2 separate regions of the Homo sapiens genome follow, and region 2 is linked to region 1. A link is an interaction called in ENCODE POLR2A ChIA-PET data of the cell type or tissue named here. Cell type or tissue: Panc1. All regions are shown on one strand. Each heading gives the region's core, and the rest is flanking DNA. Links, peaks and the distances in the headings are about the cores only. Region 1 overlaps SPATS2L (spermatogenesis associated serine rich 2 like). Region 2 has its middle 19 kb from the start of NDUFB3.

Evidence for each region. Peaks named below come from ENCODE experiments on the same cell type or tissue, not always from the same donor. Only the 100,000 strongest peaks of a DNase experiment are listed, where the experiment ranks them.
Region 2: POLR2A ChIA-PET joins it to region 1 with 10 read pairs; 2 of 35 experiments call an interaction of 5 or more read pairs at or near these places.

Annotation. Positions count from the first base shown.
Region 1 is chr2:200,313,872-200,316,676 of GRCh38, forward strand. The region is part of intron 1 of SPATS2L (spermatogenesis associated serine rich 2 like); the gene reads left to right. Among named protein-coding and RNA genes, the nearest start is that of SPATS2L, 8.6 kb to the left of the region's middle. In Panc1, for the core only: no CTCF peak of the experiment used is centred there; no DNase peak of the experiment used is centred there; H3K27ac peaks cover 1,961 bases.
Region 2 is chr2:201,089,389-201,092,193 of GRCh38, forward strand. No RefSeq gene overlaps it. Among named protein-coding and RNA genes, the nearest start is that of NDUFB3, 19 kb to the left of the region's middle. In Panc1, for the core only: no CTCF peak of the experiment used is centred there; no DNase peak of the experiment used is centred there.

The sequences.
Region 1 (2,805 bases), core at 50-2,549:
TCCTTAAAATGTTGCCCACCTGTTTTCTGAGTTATCCATTTCTCCTCATTTTCTTTCTTGTCCAGCTGCTCTATATTTGGACTTCTCTTTACTGTCCTCCCTTCCTCTCAAACCTTAGCCTCCCCTACAGTTCAGCCCTCAGCCCTCTGCTCATTCTGCACGTTTGCCCTGTGGCAGCTCATCTTCTGTTTTCTTCTACTACCACCTATATGCCATTGATTCCATTGTAAATCTGCATCTCCAGCCTTGAAATCTTATCTGACATGTGTTCCAAATGTCTTTAACTCGACAAGTTCAAAACATCACTTCCCCAACTTCAATCCAGCATACTCCTTCTGTGTTTTCTATCTCAATGAATGAAACCTGCTTCACCAAGTTTAAAACCCAGGACAACTTCTTTGCCTTCTTCAACCTCTACATTTTATATAGAGACTGTCTTTTCAGACTCTCTTGAATCTGCTCTTTCCTCCCTGTATCATAACCTTCATTACTGCCGTGGTTCGGGCCCTCATCCCTTCTCTTGAGGATTATTGCAGTAGCCTCGCAACTGGTCTCTCTGGCTTCTGCCTGGCCTGTCTCCAATTTGTTCCTCATACTGCTGCCTTTCTAAAAGGCAAATCTGATTACAACTCTCCACTGCTTAAAATCCTTCAGAGGAGTTTCTGCATCTTCAGGTTAAAATGTAAGCTCCCTGGCATGGCACGAAAGCTTCTTTGTGATCTGGGCCTTCCCTTCAGGTGTGTGTCAGTCTCCTCTAATGATCCTGGTCCCCACTGTCTGCCCCTGCCCGTAGCATCTCCACTAAAGGAAAGAAATGATAGGAGGGATGGGAATAGAGGCGAGATGATAGACCTGCTGTTCAGTACTGTAGCCACTAGCTACATGTGGCTGTTGGGCACTGGAAATACAGCTAGTCCAAGTTGAGATGTGCGTAAGTGTAAAATACACCATGCTTTGAGACTATATAAAAAAATGTAAAATTTCTTATTTAACAAATTGTAATATTGGTTACATGTTGAAACAGCAATAGTTTTGATATAGTAGGTTAAACAAAATATATTACTAAAATTAATTTCACATATTTCTTTTTATTTTTAAAAATGTGATTACTTAGTGGACGTTACCATGCGACATAAAGAAATAATAAAATAAAATGTGATTACTAGAAAATTAAACATCACCTGTGTGCTCACATTATAGTTCTGTTGGACAGCATTGTTAGGGAACATCTCATTCCCAGGAGATGCATCCTGTACGAGCCAAGCCCACGAGCTTTTTGAATGATTAAGTCAGCCCTATTGGCATAGAGAAGTAGCAGTTGCTCAGTTTTTTCAGTCCAGAGGTATGAAATGTTTGGATAAGATTCAGAATTGGAGAGACAGCTTCTGAACGCTATAGCCAGGAGTTACATGTACAATGGGCATAGTGTGGAAAGCACTATTAAAGCACATCTGTCTCAGCAGGCCCACCCAGCCATCATCAGAAGTGGGAGGCAGGAATTCTCGTGGTATGGTAGAGGAAGGATTTGAGGTAGACAGGAGGAACAAGGGAAGGGAAAGTGGAATCACATTCCCTGGAAGCCTCCTATTTGTGAGGCACCAGCTGAAACCCTGAGAGCCAGGTCTCTGAGATTCCCCATCCTGCCGTTGATTCTTCCTAGTGGGCTAAGTCCCAACTCCCCTACTGTCTGGCTGTAGGATCCTGAACAAATTAATGAATCAACGAATCTGGAGTCCGAATATTATGCACACCATACAGTCATAATGTGTCAAACAAAATGATGTGACCCACACTGATAAGGGCTCTACAGAAGTTAGTTATGCCTTAAGACACTGAGGGCAGTAATCTGTGGATGAGTTGGCCTGAAGGGCTTTGAGGGAAGGGCATACGGACTGTCAGAAAGACCTGGAAGATAGCACCTGTTGCCTTAAGAGATATGCAGAGCTTCTGGCTAACACGGTGAAACCCCGTCTCACCAAAAATCCAAAAAAAAAAAAAAAAAAAAGAGCCTGGCATGGTGGTGGGCACCTGCAGTCCCAGCTACTCGGGAGGCTGAGGCAGGAGAATGGCGTGAACCTGGGAGGCAGAGCTTGCAGTGAGGGGAGATCGTGCCACTGCACTCCAGCCTGGGAGACAGTGTGAGACTCCATCTCAAAAAAAAAAAAAAAAAAAAAGAGATATGCAGAGCTTTATGTGTTCACGATGGAAAAGCCAACCTGTGATAGGAAACCAGATCTTACCAGGTTGGATCAGGAAGGGGAACCCTCCTGGAAGAGGTGATGGGAAGAAACTGTGACTATAAAGAGAACAGTCCAGTGGGATTAGATTCCAGTGAAATCTGATAGGCAGTGTGACTCAGTGTCTTCTCTAGTGGTGGTTTGCCTGCTGTAGTCTGTTGGACTCTTAAATTCTGAGAACTTCCTCTCTTGGTTTCAACCTGGGCGGCTGTTTTTATTTGCTTCATGAGTAGGCATTTTGTATAAGATTTTGTTAGGGGCAAAGGTTCTTGTGCTAAAAACAGAAGTTTGAAAGTCCTACATTATAGAAAATGGCCTGAGAGGAGTGGTAACTACCTTGATGTGATTATTTCTCCCTCATTCGCAGGATCTAGGACCAGTTTAGGCCCTTTCCAGAGGGCATACAGCTTCCTTTCATCTGAGGCTTAGCGACTTCGCGGACCAACCATGCAGTTTGCCTTGTCCAGGTAGTTTAGCCAGGTAGCCATAACTCAGTCTTGTTCTTGGGTAAACAAGTTTTCACTTTTGTACTGGGTTCCACCTTGTCTCCTGCATTCCCAAGTCCTGG
Region 2 (2,805 bases), core at 220-2,719, 780 kb after region 1:
AATTTAAGAATTTTGAATCACTCACTTTCTAACAAAACCCAGGGAATGTACAAGACTATCTCTTGGGGTAAAAGGAGCAAGTATTTAAACCTCTGTTTTTATTTCCATGTTTAATGAAAATGAATTGGTGGCTCGGCACAGTGGCTCACGCCTGTAATCCCAGCACTTTGGGAGGCTGAGGCAGGCAGATCACGAGGTCAGGAGATCAAGACCATCCTGGCCAACATGATGAAACCCCATCTCTACTAAAAATAAAAATTAAAAAAAAATTAGCTGGGCGTGGTGGTTCGTGCCTGTAGTCCCAGATACTCGGGAGGCTGAGCCAGGAGAATCGCTTGAACCCAGGAGGTGGAGGTTGCAGTAAGCCGAGATTGCACCACTGTATTCCAGCCTGGTGATAAAGCGAGCCTCCGTCTCAAAAAAAAAAAAAAAAAAAGAAAATGAATTAAATGTTGTTAATGTTTAATAGATTCACAGTGAAGTTTGCTCTCACATGGCGGATACCAAAGCAGTCACACAGAATTAGTGGTAAGTTATCCTGAAGTGAAAGTAAGAGTTCTACCCTCCAAAGGAGAGAACAAAAGGAGTTTTCAGCAGATTGCTATAGACTATACTTTGTATGTCCTCAGTTTTGGAATTTATTATCTACTAATTACTGTTTTCTTGTTTTTCATTTTTTGTGGTTTCTTGGTTTTTTTTTTTTTTTTTTTTTTAGATGGAGTCTTGCTCTGTCACCCAGGCTGGAGGGCAGTGGCGCGATCTCGGCTCACTGCAACCTCTGCCTCCCGGGTTCAAGAGATCCTCCTGCCTCAGCCTCCTGAGTAGCTGGGATTACAGGCACAAGCCACCATGCCCAGCTAATTTTTTGTATTTCTACCATGTTGTGTTTCACCATGTTGGCCAGGCTGGTCTCCAACTCCTGGCCTCACATGTGTTTCACCATGTTGGCCAGGCTGGTCTCGAACTCCTGGCCTCAAATGTTCCACCCACCTCAGCTTCCCAAAGTGCTGGGATTACAGGCATGAGACACTGCACCCCACTTTTTTGTGGGTTTTTTTGAGATGGGATCTCACTGTGTTACCCAGGCTGGGTGCAGTGGTGCAAGCACAGCTCACTGCAGCCTGGACCTCCTGGGATCAAGTGATCCTCTTGCAGCCTCATAAGTAGCTGGGACTGCAGGCACATACCACCACACCCGGCTAATTTTTTTATTTTTGTAGAGACAGGGAGCTCACCATGTTGCCCAAGTTGGTCTCAAACTCCTGGGCTCAAGGAATCCTCCCACCTTGACCTCCCACAGTACTGAGATTAGAGGTGTGAACCTCTGCACCCAGCCTTGTCTACTAGTTTTAACTAAACCTTCATGAAGTAGATAAGTGGCTTAAAAAGATTTTTTTACAAAGAAACTGCTGATTGAAGCTAATACTAATAACCCAACAACAAGCAAACAAGAATAAAATAGAAGAGCTATGAACTCCGTCAGCAACATTATCAGTAAATAGGATGATCTAATCACGAGACGAGTCAACCAAAAAAAAAAGAAGATTGAAATAAGGACCTGAAGCCCAGGCACAGTGGCTCATGCCTGTAATCCTAGCACTTTGGGAGGCCGAGGTGGGCGGATTGCCTCAGCTCAGGAGTTCGAGACCAGCCTGGGCAACATGGTGAAACCCCGTTTCTACTAAAATGCAAAACAAATCAGCCAGGCGTGGTGGCGTGCACCTGTAGTCCCAGCTACTCGGGAGGCTGAGGCAGGAGAATTGCTTGAATCTGGGAGGCGGAGGTTGCAGTGAGCCGAGATCGCACCACTGCACTCCAACCTGGATGACAGAGCGAGACTCCGTCTCTAAAAAATAAAATAAAAATAAAAAAAAGGACCTGGACCCACTATCAGAACAATGAAACTTGTCCTAACAGTGTACTGATCTGTTAACTAATGATAGCGTGTAGTCATCATGATTAGTAAGACATTTAAAAATGTTTAATCTTTGTCTTACCTTTCGTTTCCATATTTGTGTACTTTTGTGTATTTTCTTTTTTGTTGTTGTTGTTTTTTGAGTCAGAGTCTTGCTCTGTTGCCCAGGCTGGAGTGCAATGGCGTGATCTTGGCTCACTGCAACCTCTGCCTCTCGTGTTCAAGCAATTCTCCTGCCTCAGCCTCCCAAGTAGCTGGGATTACAGGCATGTACCACCATGTCTGGCTAATTTTTTGTATTTTTTTTTAGTAGAGATGGGTGGGGTCTTGCTATGTTGCCCAGGCTGGTCTCAAACTCCTGACCTCAAGCAATCCTCCTGCCTCGGCCTCCCAAATGCTGGGATTACGGGCATGAGCCACCGTGCCCAGCCTATTTGTGTATTTTCAATGTACATATATGATAACATTTACATGTAACAAAATGTTACATCACAGGTTGGGATTTACTGTAATTTTTACTCACAATATTCAGTTATTTAAAAATAGCAGCTGGGGCCAGGCACAGTGGCTCACACCTGTAATCCCAGCACTTTGGGAGGCCGAAGAGGGTGGATCACCTGAGGTCAGGAGTTCGAGACCAGCCTGGCCAACGTGGTAAAACCCCATCTCTACTAAAAATACAAAAATCAGCTGGGTGTGGTGGCACGTGCCTTTAGTCCCAGCTACTTGGGAGGCTGAGGCAGGAGAATCACTTGAACACGGGAGGCGGAGGTTGCAGTGAGCTGAGATCCCTCCACTGCACTCCAGCCTAGGCGACAGAGCCAGACTCGGTCTCAAAAAAAAAAAAATAGCCAGCCATGGGGGCTCACAAGTATCATCTTACCACTTTG